Linked DNA regions of Mus musculus: region 2 is linked to region 1. The links are chromatin loops, found by intact Hi-C in ENCODE. Cell type or tissue: heart. All regions are shown on one strand. Links, peaks and the distances in the headings refer to the core of each region. The heading gives the core; the rest is flanking DNA.

What was found. Peaks named below come from ENCODE experiments on the same cell type or tissue, not always from the same donor. Only the 100,000 strongest peaks of a DNase experiment are listed, where the experiment ranks them.
Region 2: a loop joins it to region 1, with 10 times the contacts of the local background. A loop is called at or near these places in 10 of 42 quality-filtered maps.

What each region holds. Positions count from the first base shown.
Region 1 is chr5:48,426,013-48,434,355 of GRCm38, reverse strand. The region is part of intron 3 of Kcnip4 (Kv channel interacting protein 4); the gene reads left to right. Gm52772 (a long non-coding RNA gene) reads right to left here and starts at 4,416. Exons shown (of 3, transcript XR_003955741.1): 1 at 3,849-4,416; 2 at 411-608. In heart, for the core only: a CTCF peak has its summit at 3,683 (motif pointing left); no DNase peak of the experiment used is centred there.
Region 2 is chr5:49,062,121-49,070,463 of GRCm38, reverse strand. All of the region lies in intron 1 of Kcnip4 (Kv channel interacting protein 4), which reads left to right. Among named protein-coding and RNA genes, the nearest start is that of Kcnip4, 460 kb to the left of the region's middle. In heart, for the core only: a CTCF peak has its summit at 4,612; no DNase peak of the experiment used is centred there.

The DNA of each region.
Region 1 (8,343 bases), core at 185-8,184:
TTCTCCCTATACACTAAAACTGATCAATAGGAAAGGAAAAACACTGTGTTTATTCTACTTAATCTTGTAGAGATCAAAGAACAAAATTAACACTATCTTGGTGAACTTTATTTTGAACCACCTTGAGGGGGGGGGGAGATTCAAGTCATAGTATTTTACTGTACTTTAAAAAGAACAGTTGTCTCTCTTGCCTAAAAGGAGAGAGAAATCACATAGCTGCAGACACACTTGGGCCAGGATTCCAACAGCAAGTTCAGGAAGCTTTCAAACTACTCTCATTTTTTTTTTTTAATATTTTTTTATTACGTATCTTCCTCAATTACATTTCCAATGCTATCCCAAAAGTCCCCCATAACCTCCCCCCAACTCCCCTACCCACCCATTCCCACTTCTTGGCCCCATTTGCTGACCTGATAGCTCCAGAAAAGGATCAGGGTATAGTCACATGATGGCCTTGGGCCAATTTCAGTCTCGTGAGGAATGACGACTTTTCTGACTTTTCTGCTCAGCTTCCTTTCCATCCTTCCTTTTCTTTCTCCTTCTCTCCCTGTATCTCCAATCTTCTGGTTCTTCCATTATACTTTTCTTTTACACGAAGATCCCTAAGCCTTGAAGTAAGGAGTAAGATAAAAACACCTGACTCAGGACTGAGTGCTCTAAGCTCTCACTCTCTACACATTCTCCAGCTGGGGGTCTCTGTAGTAATTATCATCTACTGAAAGGTGAAACTTCTCTTATGCCCTAATTTATGAATATAGCAATATATCATTAGAAATCATTTTACTGTTGTATTTATTTAGCAGAACAATAGTAGCCCCCACCCCCAAATCATTTTCTAAGTGTAGGACTAGGAAAATGTCCCTTAAAAAGTCACATCAGTTGAGCAAACTGAAGGGTGGTAAGAAACAATACACAAACTGCCATTGCTCCAACTCTTTGCTTTGACAAAAAGTGTCCATTTTCAGCTAAACATTTTAAGAATCAGAGAAACTGTTTTTCATCTTCCTAGGGATCCTAGGGGATAGAAAAGCAGAAGAGGTTGGCAGTGTGTTGAGAGGTTATGTAAGGACTACACCACCCCTGAATTTTTCATCTTCCAATAGAGATAACCAAGTGTAATGTTATGATGATTTAAATTCAGATACTTGTCCCTTTCTGAGAAGCAGTGAGGTTAACAACTGACAAATGAGAAAATAAAAGTATCTGGGAGTGACTACAAGGAACTGTTGGTTTTTCTTCCTTGTGTGTAAAGAACATAAAACCTTCAGCTGTATGCATCCCTAGAGAAAGAGCTGATATCCCAGACTCATCCAAAGAGAGTTTCAAATAGGCTCTCTTGCTGATTGGAATAATAATTTTACCATATTTGCAAATAAATGTCTTGAGCATACATAGGCTCTTAGAATGAAAACATGCAGCTGTGAAGCAGAAGTAGTAGGGCTTGAGTTATTGAATGATTCTTTTATATGCCTAGTCTCCCTGGGTATTTTGGGGGAGTCAACTTTTATGTATTCAATAAACCAGTGCATATGTTCTATTTAAACTATTGTAGTTAATGAACAGAAAGAGAGGATTTTACTACTTCAGTTCCTGCGGTAAATATATGAAGGCAGTGAGCTACCTGCCTCTCATAGCCTCCAGTCCTGCCAGCCCTCATAACTCCATTTATACTCCTTCTATATATGCATATAGTTCAAGATACTTCTGAAATAGTAGTCTTAGATATGGCTTTTCAACATCCCTAAAAATTGAGCAATCAAAGACTGAAGCAAAGAATTGGAGCAATTGTAACTTATTATTGCTTACCACAGCTTAAGTCCTAATGATATATTTAACTCTGAAAATATCATCAAGGATGCCCCAGTAGGACTTTCAGCAAGAAACAGACCCACCAAAATCAACTCAATCATGCACATATCACAAAAATAATTACGACCATTGTCATTAATAGGAGTGAAAAACAGACGCAACAATAGTTCCTACACAGAGATCAACAATTCTGAGTTAGCTATATTATTAAGAAAAGCAATGGGTTTTCTCTGTGTTCTTGCCTTTTTTTTTTTTTTTTTCAAACTTTGGAGATGAGAGGAAGACATCTTGATTCTCAGATTTTCTAACACTTTTATCCAGCTGTGATAAATTCACCTTCTGCCAGAACATGATAGTTGAGGAGAAGCAAGAATCCACAGGGGGCAAGGACGGGCCTGCCCTCCACTCCTGTTGGTTCTCTTTAAAGACAGCCTCATGCAGAGTCGGATCTAAATAATTATACATGGAGTAAATACTATGAAAGAATTAGAAACTCCATTCTAATGAATGAATGAACTACTCTATGTATCTAATGGGACTGGAACTTTTACTGAGTACATTATGCAATTGATCCCTCAGTTCTCCCCAAATGCCTATATAACAGGTGTAACTGTCCCCTATATGTGGTTGAATTCATAGATGTAGATCTAACACATATTGATAGCAAACTGTATATTTCACCTTAAGAATGGCTGATCTTGAGTTACCTGTATGAGATCATCACAGTTGGACACATTGACCATCTCTTTAGTTGATGTTCACATCACAGATTTTCATCTTTCTCTTCTTGGCTTCTCTGTATCCTACAGGTTTTAAAAGTCACTTGCTTTTGGATGTCTCTAGAGTTCTTCCAGGCTTAGCCCTTCCACAGTTTCTCACTGCACTCATCACCACAGTCACAAAATGACGATGCTCAGCTTGTGTTCACCTTATCAAATAGAGCTAAGCTGCACATGAAGGCCCTCCTCTGCAATATTTATTGCCTTAATTCTGACTTACTTTTCATGACCTCCCATACAGACTATATTTCTAAAATCCACACTGAAGAGAGTTGGGGATATGGCTCAGTGAGTGAGGTCCTGGGTTCCATTCCCAATATATAGACATACTTTTGATAGTTAATGTGAGCTGTCATCTTGTCAGATCCAAAGTCAAGACTCCCCTTGGGGGTGGGCATCTGAGCATCACTATGAGGGATTACCTGGACTGTATTAGTTGGGCTAGGAAGACCCATTTCAGAATAGAAGACAAGAGCAGACAGCAGAAGCGTACATTCACTTGCACTCCGCTTCTGCCTATGGCTTCAGTGTTTCCCAATACCAAGTGGCTGCAGTTTGTGTATGACTTATCTTCATTTTAATCTCATTGGTAAATAACCACAGATGTGCATACCAATTTCAAAGGTTAAAACTACTTCCTAATAAAACAATGAAGCAGGCCTGTATGGTGGGACTCCACACACACAGTATTTTCACACTCAAATTTTGTAATTTGTTTTTGTTGTTGTATCAGTTTTCTTCTTGTTTCTAAGACCTCCCACCACCACTATTGTTGTTATTATTAATAATTATTATTATTAATGTCATTAAAGCCAATTGTGGCTCTAGCACCAGAAGATGAACATACATTTAGGCTGAGCTGCTCCCCTGTAATAATCAAGAAAGTATGAAATAACGTCTCTGGCATCCTATCATTAAAACAGTTAAGTTCTCTAGGTATTCAATTTAGGAGCAAGGCTCACTGATACATTTCTTAAGGAACAAATAGCTTTCTTGCAAGAAATGTAGCTGGATATACATCAGGCTTAGGGAAAGAAAAACCCTGAAAAATAAGGCCCAGCAATTGTGATTCCAGTTAACATAGAGGGCACTACTGCCCCCTTGTGCCTCAACATGACATTAAACCATAAAGAATGTTCCAGGGCAACTGTCACCTGAGCTGCAGAGAGCCCTGTGAAGAGTTCTGTTGCTGATGGCTGAAATTAACTAGGCCTGGCATCATGTAGCACTCTCATCTGGAGGCAGGGCACAATAACATACCTGCAGAATGACTTTCTTTGTAATGCAATCTTCTGACCCTCTTGCAAATTGTTTCTTCAGAATCATGAAGAACCACCAGGAGAAAGCAAATGAAAATAAAAGTTTCTCAAGTCATTACAATAGGCAGAATGTATGCATCAGGATAAACACGAATTTGACATACAGCCAATCTTCAGAGTCCCAGGGCTGCTCCAGGAAACCCCAGCTTGCAGCTGGTAATAAGAGAAGAGAGACTAAAGAAACACAGGAATACATGTGCACCCAACACACATGTATGCACATTTGCCATGTATTGTCTCACAAATGAGCACATGCATATGCAGACATAAAAAGCTAGCTTTTCCACAGTCTTCTGCCCAGTAAGTTTCAGAATATTAGTTTCTTAGATCTTTGTGTGTATGTGTTCAATATGCAAGAATGAAATAGGCTGAAGGAAGCCTCTTGGCAGGTATGGATCTGCCTGCTGATTTGTCCCTGCAGCCCCAGGTCCAGATAAGTGGAATAACTGTCTAACAAATAACAACTTATTCTTGTTTTAGTGAATTCATGGGTTTCAAAGGCAGTGTGATAAAATTATCCAATGTTTTTTTTTTTTGGCTTTCATAGTTACAATTAATGTTTATGAAAAAACTCAGTTAAATTTAAATTTCTGTTCTCCAACTCCAGTTCAAATCTCAGGCCCCTGATTAAACCTCTGCTTAACAATGGCAAAGTTCCTTAACCTATACTGAGCTCATTTGTTGCAAACCATGTGGGAAAATATCTGCCTCCTCTACCTGTTATGAGGATTTAATGAGAACACGACATCTTCTCCACTGCCTGGCCCAGTGCCCAGCAAACCATGGGCAATCATTAAAAGTTAGTTTTCTTCATCTGGCCCAGCCCCTACCCTCCCTCAAGTCTTCTTTGGTTATACTTCAGGTGTTTCAAACTCTGAATCTACCCAAAACAATTCAACTGTTTCTATCCATCTATTTGATAATCACTGATGGAAAAACCATTACCAAACTTATTTCAAAACATGAACTCATTTTTTGTCTTCATATTCTGTTATGTGATGCAATAAAATTGCAAGAAGATTATAGCTTCGGTTAGGATGATTTTTTTACAACCGGAAGTGGAGAATCATTCAATAGCATTGTCATAGCCAGTGAGGAATGTGTCTAAGCTCATATTAGAAGTTCATCAAAGACAGGTCTAATGAAGTTAGCAAGGATTCAGAAGTAGCTCGTGTGCTAGAAGGCAAAAGTTCAACTTTGAGGAAACAAATGTTTGCAAAACCACCCAACTACACCTTCCTATTCATATGAATATCAGCCTCAGGATATTTTACTCATTTTGATGGAAACACTCCAATTTTTCTGTTGAGACTTTTTAAAAAAAAATTTTTTTTATCTTTTCATCTTTTTTAATTTATTTTTTATTAGGTATTTTCCTCGTTTACACTTTCAATGCTATCCCAAAAGTCCCCCATACCCACCCACCCCCAATCCCCTACCCACCCACTCCCCCTTTTTGGCCCTGGGGTTCCCCTGTACTGGGGCATACAAAGTTTGCAAGTCCAATGGGCCTCTCTTTCCAGTGATGGCCGACTAGACCATCTTTTGATACATATGCAGCTAGAGACAAGAGCTCTGGGGGACTGGTTAGTTCATATTGTTGTTCCACCTATAGGGTTGCAGATCCCTTTAGCTCCTTGGGTAATTTCTCTAGCTCCTCCATTGGGGGCCCTGTGGTCCATACAATAGCTGACTGTGATCATCTACTTCTGTGTTTCCTAGGCCTCGGCATATTCTCACAAGAGACAGCTATATCTGGGTCCTTTCAGCAAAATCTTGCTAGTATATGCAATGGTGTCAGCGTTTGGAAGCTGATTATGGGATGGATCCCTGCATATGGCAATCACTAGATGGTCCATCCTTTCGTCACAGCTCCATACTTTGTCTCTGTAACTCCTTCCATGGGTGTTTTGTTCCCATTTCCAAGAAGGGGCAAAGTGTGCATTCATTCACATATGCGCATCTGCACACAGCATGTGGAAACCAGAAATAGATGGACATCATCACTCATATGCGATCCCTCTCCACTTTCTACTTTTTTTTCGTTTTATGCTTTTTTGTTTTTTTGCTTTTCGAGACGGGTTTTTCCGTATACACCTGGCTGTCCTGTAACTCACTCTGTAGACCAGGCTGGCCTAGAACTCAGAAATTCGCCTGCCTCTGCCTCCCAAGTGCTGGGATTAAAGGCGTGCGCCACCACGCCCGGCTTCTGCTTCTTTTTTTTTTTTTCTTTCCATTTTTTAATAGGTATTTAGCTCATTTACATTTCCAATGCTATACCAAAAGTCCCCCATACCCACCCACCCCCACTCCCCTACCCACCCACTCCCCCTTTTTGGCCCTGGCATTCCCCTGTTCTGGGGCATATAAAGTTTGTGTGTCCAATGGGCCTCTCTTTCCAGTGATGGCCGACTAGGCCATCTTTTGATACATATGCAGCTAGAGTCAAGAGCTCCGGGGTACTGGTTAGTTCATAATGTTGATCCACCTATAGGGTTGCAGATCCCTTTAGCTCCTTGGGTACTTTCTCTAGCTCCTCCATTGGGAGCCCTGTGATCCATCCATTAGCTGACTGTGGGTATCCACTTCTGTGTTTGCTAGGCCCCGGTATAGTCTCACAAGAGACAGCTACATCTGGGTCCTTTTGATAAAATCTTGCTAGTGTATGCAATGGTGTCAGCGTTTGGATGCTGATTATGGGGTGGATCCCTGGATAAGGCAGTCTCTACATGGTCCATCCTTTCATCTTAGCTCCAATCTTTGTCTCTGTAACTCCTTCCAAGGGTGTTTTGTTCCCACTTCTAAGGAGGGGCATGTGTCCACACTTCAGTCTTCATTTTTCTTGAGTTTCATGTGTTTAGGAAATTGTATCTTATATATTGGGTAGCCTAGGTTTTGGGCTAATATCCACTAATCAGTGAGTACATATTGTGTGAGGTCCTTTGTGAATGTGTTACCTCACTCAGGATGATGCCCTCCAGGTCCATCCATTTGGCTAGGAATTTCATAAATTCATTCTTTTTAATAGCTGAGTAGTACTCCATTGTGTAGATGTACCACATTTTCTGTATCTATTCCTCTGTTGAGGGGCATCTGGGTTCTTTCCAGCTTCTGGCTATTATAAATAAGGCTGCTATGAACATAGTGAAGCATGTGTCCTTCTTACCAGTTGGGGCATCTTCTGGATATATGCCCAGGAGAGGTATTGCTGGATCCTCCGGTAGTACTATGTCCAATTTTCTGAGGAACCGACAGACTGATTTCCAGAGTGGTTGTACAAGCTTGCAATCCCACCAACAATGGAGGAGTGTTCCTCTTTCTCCACATCCTCGCCAGCATCTGCTGTCACCTGAGTTTTTGATCTTAGCCATTCTGACTGGTGTGAGGTGGAATCTCAGGGTTGTTTTGATTTGCATTTCCCTGATGATTAAGGATGTTGAACATTTTTTCAGGTGCTTCTCTGCCATTCGGTATTCCTCAGGTGAGAATTCTTTGTTCAGTTCTGAGCCCCATTTTTTAATGGGGTTATTTGATTTTCTGAAGTCCACCTTCTTGAGTTCTTTATATATGTTGGATATTACTGCCGCCTTCCAGGTCACCCCTTCTTACAATCCTTCCTCCATCCCCCCTTCCTCTACTCCTCTGGGCAGGTGGCTTCCCCCAGGGTATCCATCCACCGTGGCACACCAAGACTCTGTGAAGCTAGGCACATCCTCTCCCACTGAGGTCAGAAAAGGCAGCCCAGCTAAAAGAACATATGCCACACAAAGGCAACAGATTTTGGGATAGTTTCCACTCCAGTTGTTCGGGACCCACATGAAAACCAAGCTGCACATCTGCTACATATGTACAGGGAGCCCTAAGTTCAGCCCATGTGTGTCCTTTTCTTGGTGGTTTGGCGTTTTCATTTCTGGGAGCCCCAAGGGTCTAGGTTAGTTGACTCTGGTCTTCCTATGAAGATTCTATCCCCTTCTGTGCCCACAATTCTTCCTCCTATTCTTCCATAAGAATCCCCAAGTTCCATTCACCTTTGGATGGGTGTCTGCATCTGTCTGAGACAGACTGGTTGGAGCCTCTCAGAGGACAACTATGTTAGACTCCTGTTTACAAGCATAATAGAGTATCATTAACAGTGTCAGAGATTGATGCTTGCCCATGGGATGGGTATCAAGTTGGGCCAGTTATTGGTTGGCCAGTCCCTCAGTCTCTGCTCCATCCCCACTCTCTGTACTTCTTATAGACAGGATGAATTTTTTCAGGTCAAAAGTTTTGCGGGTAAAACTTTTTTTGTTGGTGTCCCTATTGCTCCACTGGAGTTCCTGTGAATTTTTATTCTATTGATCTTGTTTCAGTATTACTAGGTTGATGTCATGCCAACCTGAAAGTGATTTCAAATAATAAGATCTGCATAATGATCTCGGTGGCGGCAATAAGTA
Region 2 (8,343 bases), core at 330-8,329, 640 kb before region 1:
AAAAGAAAACGATACTGGACTCTAATGAAAACCCATGGATATCATCAGTACCGGGGTTGAGGTACTGCACTGATGTAGGAAACTCTTTCCTGAATTTTTACAACTGCAATTGTTAGTGAGCTAGGGTGTTATATTGAAGAACCACAGTTTGAATGGATCAGATAACATAAATTCATTTCCTCACAGCTCTAGAATCCAGAATATGAAAGATTTGGCTTCCTGATCAGGGCTCTATTTGGCTTAAAGAGAGATTTTTGGCTCTGTTCTCATTATGCTCATTATGTCTTCCTGTAGTATGGAGGGAGACTTTGAGACAGTGTTGTTGGCTAGGAAAGAGAGAGAGAGAGAGAGAGAGAGAGAGAGAGAGAGAGAGAGAAGAGGCAAGGTGGAAAAGAGAGAGAAAAAGATGTTACTTAACCAGACATGTTGGGAAAAACCTGTAATTTCATTATTTTGAAGGTGAAAACAAGAGAAGCAAGAATGAGCTTGTGAGCAATGTGGGCTATATAACGGCAACCAAATCCTGAAAACAAAGGAAAACAAAACAAACCACAAAAATTATTTTCTCTTTAAAAAAAGTTTACTTCTGGGATAGAGGTATCTCTTTATAAGTATTTGTAAACCACCAGACTTTAATCAAACTCCATTAACACCAAAGGCATGATCCTAAGACTTCACATGCCAAGTAATGAGGTTTTAAGTTTCTTTCTTTTTTTCTGTTCTGTACTCTCCAAGGAGGCATGGCAGGAATGCAGATTTACTAACATAACTTTGCAAAGAAAGGTGTTCTTCATGATAACATGGTTTGTTCATTTAAAAGTGAGTTTTGTGGAAGGTAAAAATTAAGTAATAAGGATAGACCACCTAGCTATTTAATCTTCTAGAATGGGTAAAAAGTATGAACATGATTTTCATATGTCAAAATCAAAAATTAACCATTGAAATGGAGATGAATAGTTCTCTAGTTAGATATTAGAGTCTCAGAGAGCTTTCATCAGTGAAGCTGCAATCCAGTTACATTTGCATTTCAAGGAGCATCCTACAGTATAGTTTAAAAGCCTGGGACTGTGAGCTGAATTTTCTGTCAAACCGAGAGCACCTTTATATAGCAACTGTGAATATTAAGCATTTGCTCTATGTACCTTTTTATCATAGAAAAATTAGTTAAATCGATTATTTTTTTAATTTAAAAAAATGAAATTGTACTATTTTAACCCATACTTTGCTTTGGTTAAAAGATGTCCCTGAGTGCACTGTTGCAAACCATCACCAGCTTCACAGGTCAGTGGTCAGTGGTTGATGAAGTACATGGCTTGTATGTGGTGGCCTGAACACTACTGTCCCTTTAATCTTATCTTCATTGTTATCTTCAAAACTTTAATAAAATGCTAGGAGCTATCTAAACCATAATCACTTTAGGTTTCAAAATAGCTAAAATACTGCCATTGTATCTGAAAGAAAAGAAAGCAAGATTCACCTTTAAAATGCCAAGTCCCTTTTAATATGCTTTTCATTAGCCTAAGAAAGTCACACAAATAATCCAGACACCATTGACAAAGCAGAGTATAGATTTTTTTCCTGTGGATGTAGCAAACAATACTCTTGAACTTCAACTACTAGTAGCTAATGCTGTCTTGGAGACATAAACTACAGGAGGCATTTACAAACAGTAATTCTAATTCTTTTAATAAGCTTTGAGAATGGTGAAATTCTAGTCTTCATTTTGCAGATAAAAGATAAAAGCTCAGAAGTAGCATATTCCTATTCATTTTTAGCAATGAGAGAGAGAGAGAGAGAGAGAGAGGGGGGAGAGAGAGGGAGAGAGAGAGAGAGAGAGAGAGAGGGAGAGGGAGAGAGAGAGAGAGAGAGAGAGAGAGAGAGAGAGAGAGAGAGAGAGAGAGAACAATTAGGCTGGTTTGTCTGCTTTGGGCAAACGATATTAATTTTGTCTCAATTGGCTTGTCAAATCTCTCAGTTTTCTCCTTGAAGGGGTGCAAAATGTTGAGAAGTAGAATTCCCTAAACCCTATGTAATTTTTTTATTAATTATTTATTTACTTTACAGCTTCCTCTCCCCCTGCCCTCCTAGTTCCTCCCTCTCACCTGCTCCCTATCAACCACTTTTCTCCTTTCTCCCCAGAAAAGGGGAACACTCACATGGATATCAGCCAGTCTTGGCATATCAAGTTCCAGTAGGACTAGGCACATCTTCTACAGAGGCTAGGCAAGGCAGCCCAGTTAGGGGAAGGGGATCTAAAGGCAGGCAATACAGTCAGAGACAGCCCCTGCCCCTGGTTTAGGAGGCCTACATAAAGACCAAGCTACACATCTGTTACATATGTGCAGAGGGCATGGGTCCACCCATGCTTTTTGGTCGGCAGTTCAGACTATAACCCCAGGTTAGTTGATTTTGTAGGTTTCCTTGTGTTGTCCTTGACTCCTCTAACTTTTTTAATCCTCAACCCCCTTTTCCATAGGATACCCCTAAAGGGATTCCACAAGATTTGGCTGTGGGTCTCTACAACATATTCCCTCAGTTTCTGGGTGAAGCCTCTTAGATGACATTTACGCTGGGCTCCTGTCTGTAATTATATCAGAATATCATTACTAGTTGCAGGGGTGACCTCTCTCTCATGGCATGGATTTCAGTCTGGGCCAGTAATTGATTGGCCATTCCCTCAAATTCTGCTCCAACTTTTACCCTAGCACATCTTATAGGCAGGAAAATTTTGGGTCAAAGCTTTTGTGGCTTGATTGGTGTTCCAATCCCTCCATTGGAGGACTTACCTGGTCCAGTTCAGGCTCCATATTCCTCATTGCTAGGGGAGGAAACAAATCTCTATGTGTTCCTTGTATGTAATTATCCTAGATGTGTCCATGTTACTTCTCCTTTGCCTGAAATTTGATCCAGGACTAAATAGTCACTGCTGGCAAAAAAAAAAAAAAATCTAGAGTATAAAAGAAGGTTTGTGACATTTTGGTGAGCTTCAAGATATGTCTGCCATATGTGACACTGTCAACTTTACTGAGATTCAAAATGAAAGTAAAAGATTAATAGAATAGATGTAGGTATATTTCTGTGCTTGAGTTTGTGGTTTGTTTTATTTTTGTTTCCTTTCTTCTGATTTAACTATTAATAATTAAATTCATTATAATGGGATTTTGTTTTGGTAAGGAATCTATTGCATGGCTTTCCCGAGGTTTCATTTTATTATAAGAGACATAAAAATTAAGTATGAGGAATCTTCTTCCATCAAAGGGATGCCATAAACTCCAAGGCCTAAGAGAGTCCATATAAACATGTGTCAGAGTTGCATAAGTGTCTGGAAACCCAGGTCTTCTCATCTGTGAAATTGGAATAAAAACAATATCTGTTGTACAGTATTGAAATGGGATTAAGATCACTGTGTATGGTGGTTTGAATGAAAATGGTTCCCATAAAGCTCATACGTTTGATTTCCTGTTTGCAAGTTGGTGGAACTGTTTAAAATAGTAGGAGGTGTGGTCTAGCTGGAGAGGGTCACGGGGGGCAGGCTTTTCAGGCTCAAAGGATTTGTGTGCTTCCCAGTTATCTCTCTCTCTGATTCTTATTTGTGGATTAACAGGCAAACTCAGCCGTTCCTGTCACCATCCACTACCACACATGCCAACCATCAAAGGCTTTCATTTATAAGTTGCCTTTCTCCCAAATTCTTTTTTTTCCATTTTTATTAGGTATTTAGCTCATTTAAATTTCCAATGCTATACCAAAAGTTCCCCTACCCACCCACTCCCCCTTTTTGGCCCTGGTGTTCCCCTGTACTGGGGCATATAAAGTTTGCAAGTCCAATGGGCCTCTCTTTGCAGTGATGGCCGACTAGGCCATCTTTTGATACATATGCAGCTAAAGACAAGAGCTCCGGGGTACTGCTTAGTTCATATTGTTGTTCTACCTATAGGGTTGCAGTTCCCTTAAGTTCCTTGGGTACTTTCTCTAGTTCCTCCATTGGGGGCCCTGTGGTCCATTCAATAGCTGACTGTGAGCATCCACTTCTGTGTTTGCTAGGCCCTGGCATAGTCTCACAAGAGACAGCTATATCTGGGTCCTTTCAGCAAAATCTTACTAGTGTATGCAATGGTGTCAGCATTTGGAAGCTGATCATGGGATGGATCTCTGGATATGGCAATCACTAGATGGTCCATCCTTTCGTCACACTTCCAAATTTTGTCTCCCAAATTCTTATTACAACAGTAGACAAGTAACCAAACAGTCACAGAGCAACTAGGATCTCATGAAAAGGATAGTAATGATGTTAAGTACTGTGCTTTCTATCTTCAATAACCCATAAAAACTAAAATAAGCAAACATTGTTATAAGAACAAGATTTCTGAGCAAATATCCAAACTGAGGACAGCACACAAGTCCATTTTTCTAATCCTGATAATATATCACAAAAAAGGATGGCTCTGCAGATAATGATGCTTACCACTGAAGTTGGTAACATATTTTCTGTAATTAACCATGGACATATTACCCAGAATAAGGTCATATCTTTAAATTAGTTCTAGCTATTTCATAGAATAAAATTCTACCTACAAGGTAGAGCTCACACTGTTATTCTATTCCTGAGCTTTAGAGGGCAGTAAAGGAGTTGTTTGAAAAATATCTACTTGATAGAGGAAAAAAACGTTCTTTCACAAGTTATTTCTATAAGTAAGTGAAGATGTTACCTCCTATGGCAGCAGTTCTCAACCTCTGGGTTGTGAACTGTTTGCAGGTCACATATCAGATATCCTGGATGTCATATATTTACATTATGATTAATAAGAGTAGCAAAATTACAGTTAAGATATAGCAAAAAAAAAATAATTTTATGGTTGTGGAGTTACAACAATATGAGGAACTGTATCCAAAGGTCACAACAATGGAAAGTCTGAGAACACTGTTATAGGTCATTTGGTGTGTAGAGGACATATTCTCCTATAACAAAAATGTACCCTGAACTGATACTAGCTTGTGGAGAAATTCAAGTAGAATTTTAAAAGGGGGCTATTGACTCTAATAAAATAATTTAGATTTTTTTGTAAAAGCTCTATATGTGTTTGTACTGTACAGTATCTACTGAGAAAACAGGAATCATTTTAGAGAACTGTGAATGGAGTTAAGAGAAGGTCAGACCATGTGAGGCCAACTGATGTTTGCACATGGGCAAAATCAACAGTTACTTAAGAGCCTAGAAACATACCAACTGGAAAGGGAAACACAACTTGTTTTTACATGTAGCTGGAATTCACTGCCAGAGACTTTTTAACAATTAGAATATTCAACATCCAAATGGGGAAAGCATTCTTTCAGTGGATGTGAACCGTAAAAGCATATCATTTGCTTTAAACAACAATTCACAATGTAGCTTTCAGGTGCTCATGAAAAGTAAAAACAGGGATTTCTCCTCCTGCCTTTCCTTTCCTGTCTCAGAGATGTGCAATGTTACAGAGTATAAATTAGCATATATTAGTAGGAATTAGTACGATTCTATTCTCTCAGAGTGTCTGACCCTTTTAGGTCTAGTTAGCCCCTTCTAAAACCTGAGCCATCTTATTATAAAGCGTTGTAAGTCTCGGGGTTACTGAACAAGTTTAGTGAAAAATCAGAGCTACATTCTCAGTTTTCTCTTTGTCCAAAGCATCTTTCTTGAGCCCGTTCTGTACTGGTAACTGGATGTTGCTTGTATCTGGAACTTTGTTCCACTGCTAGGCAAGAGCTTGAGTGAAGGAGCTGTTCCATCAGCACTTGCTCCCTTGCCTGCAGGATCTCCCAGGAGCTACCAGCACTAACCCAGTGCTCACTGCTTACATGAAGGAGATATCAAAACACCTAAAGTTGTGCTTTACCTTGAACAACATCCATTGCTATGAGGATTTCCACTACTCAAATAGCCCAGGCATGAAACATTAGAACTGGTCAAAAGATCGTGCTTATTGGAGGCCGTGCTGTAAGTTCTTAGATTTCAGAAATGAGTCCTGGTGGTTTTCAGTCTATCAGGAAACAACATATTCTTTTATTCAAAAGTCAGAGTCAGAGTGACAGGACATCAAGTCAGAGAGATCCTAGGATTTTCAAAATCTCACTATCAAGAATCTTATCAGGCTTTGGCATGCCTCTGGTAAATTCAACAAGACTGTCGGTGTGAGTACTACATATCCAGGATAATATCCACCGTTTGTTATTTACTGGCTTCTGTCCTTTTTAATAGAAATATTGTCCTGATATAAGGTCAGAGTGTTCACATTGCTTAACCAATAACTGTCACCTGATCTTAGATCATATTTCACCGTCCACAGGGACAATGGACACATTGTGATGTTGAATTACAGATAACTAAGCAGGCCAGACCAGGACTGAATCCAAATCCAGGCAATTATTCACCCCTCCTTCTAAGGTTCCATACCTTAGGAAGTGGTACTCCTTCTTCACTTCATTGCCTCCTCTCAGGCATCTCTCTGAGAAAATTAAACTCATCTAGCATTTTGGGAACAGGCTTAGAAAAAAAAAACAATAAGGAATATTTCTCAGGAAGTTATCTATATTTTCTTACTTTCTGGATATCCATTTTTCCATAGTGATGGTCAAAGCTGTACCAACATCAGGTACAACAAGAGAAACAACCTCACTCCATCACTCAGAAGTTGAAGTTGGAGTCAATACCCAAGACACAAAATATTTATCAATCACAGTTTGAATAACAGCAGCAAGAGGGCAACTGAATTCTAAAGTTTTATCAGTTCCAGGTAAAGGTAAACAGAGTTCCAGGGCTACATCAGAGAACATGGGAAAGTCACACAGGGATTTCTGTGGATAGGAAAGGGTAAAGCTGGAGAAGACTCTGTCCTTGGATGCTTTCTGCTTCCACTGTCCTTAAGAAGCTTCCGCTTCATTCTAATTCTCTATTTCTAGCTCTAACCATTTATGATAAGAACAATTTCCTTCAGAGAAGAGTTTGATCCATGAGCTGGATCCATGAGATCCATCTGTAAGGCATTTTCTCTATTTGTAGGAAGGTGCAGAGGTTCCCCCCACCATTACCCATCCCCTTCTCTGAGAAGGTGGGCCCACCTTGGGTAACTCCTACCCTAGCCCAACAAGTCTGTATGGCTGGTTTTGTGTCAACTTGACACAAGCTAGAGTTATCACAGAGAAAAGAGCCTCACTTGAGGAAATGCCTCCATGAGATCCAGCTGTAAGGCATTTTCTCAATTAATGATCAAGGGTGGGTGGTGCCATCCCTATAAGAGAGCAAGCTGGGCAATCCAGAAACCAAGCCAGTAAGCAACATTCCTCTATGGCTTCTGCATCCATTGCTGCCTCCAAGTTCCTGCCCTGTATGAGTTCCTGTTCTGACTTCCTTTGGTGATGAACAGCAATGTGGAAGTGTAAGCTGAGTAAACCCTTTCCTCCCAACATGCTTCTTGGTCATGATGTTTTGATCAGGAAGAGAAACCCTGACTAAGACAAATTGGCATAAGCATAGTGAAGTATTCCTGTGACAACCAGACTATATTCTGGGGAGGACTGTGGAAGGACTTTGGAACTTTGACCTAGAAGAGCCATTGGGTGTTAAGAGATCTGTGGGATATTCTATAGGCACTTGCAATATAATGTGTAGAACACTGTAAAGGATGGAGGCCTGGCTTGTAAAATTTCAGAAGGGAGATTAAGGACTTATAAAAGCCGTTGCTATTTTGATTGTGAAGACTTTGTTGTTTTGGTTAGCTGGAACTGAAGAATCAGCTGTGATTAACAAGATACCAGGACTACTAAAGTGAAAACTTTGCATTACTGGGATGATTGATGCTGGTTAGCTGGAATTATGAAATTAGCAGTAAGAAGAGACCAGCATCACTAAGGTTAAATATTCTGGGAAGTGTTTCCTGAAAGTACAAAGAGGCCATGTTCCGGAGATAGCCAAAGTTGTACCTTGTGCTGTGGCTGGATTTTTTAATGTGTAAGAGTCACCAGGTGGTACAGGTTTTAAAGTCATGAAGAGGTCAGGAGGAGCAGCTGAGTCTCAACAGTGTGAGAGGCCATGGAAGGCAATTTGTAAAAGTATAGCCTCAGTTGCAATTGATGGCCCAGGACTGAATATATCATTAAAAGGAGTTGAGATTTGGTACCATGAAGAGAGCCTTTGAGAGACTATTGGTGAAATCTAGTTGCAGCTGAAGACAGTAGTGGTTTGGAGATGCCAGTACCATGAGATGACTACTAAGAATAGCAGCAGCAGAGGAGTACAGCCAGCTGGAACCTAGAAGATTAGGTGTTTGCTACAAGGGGCAGAGCTGGAGAGATGACCCAAGCCTTTGGAGG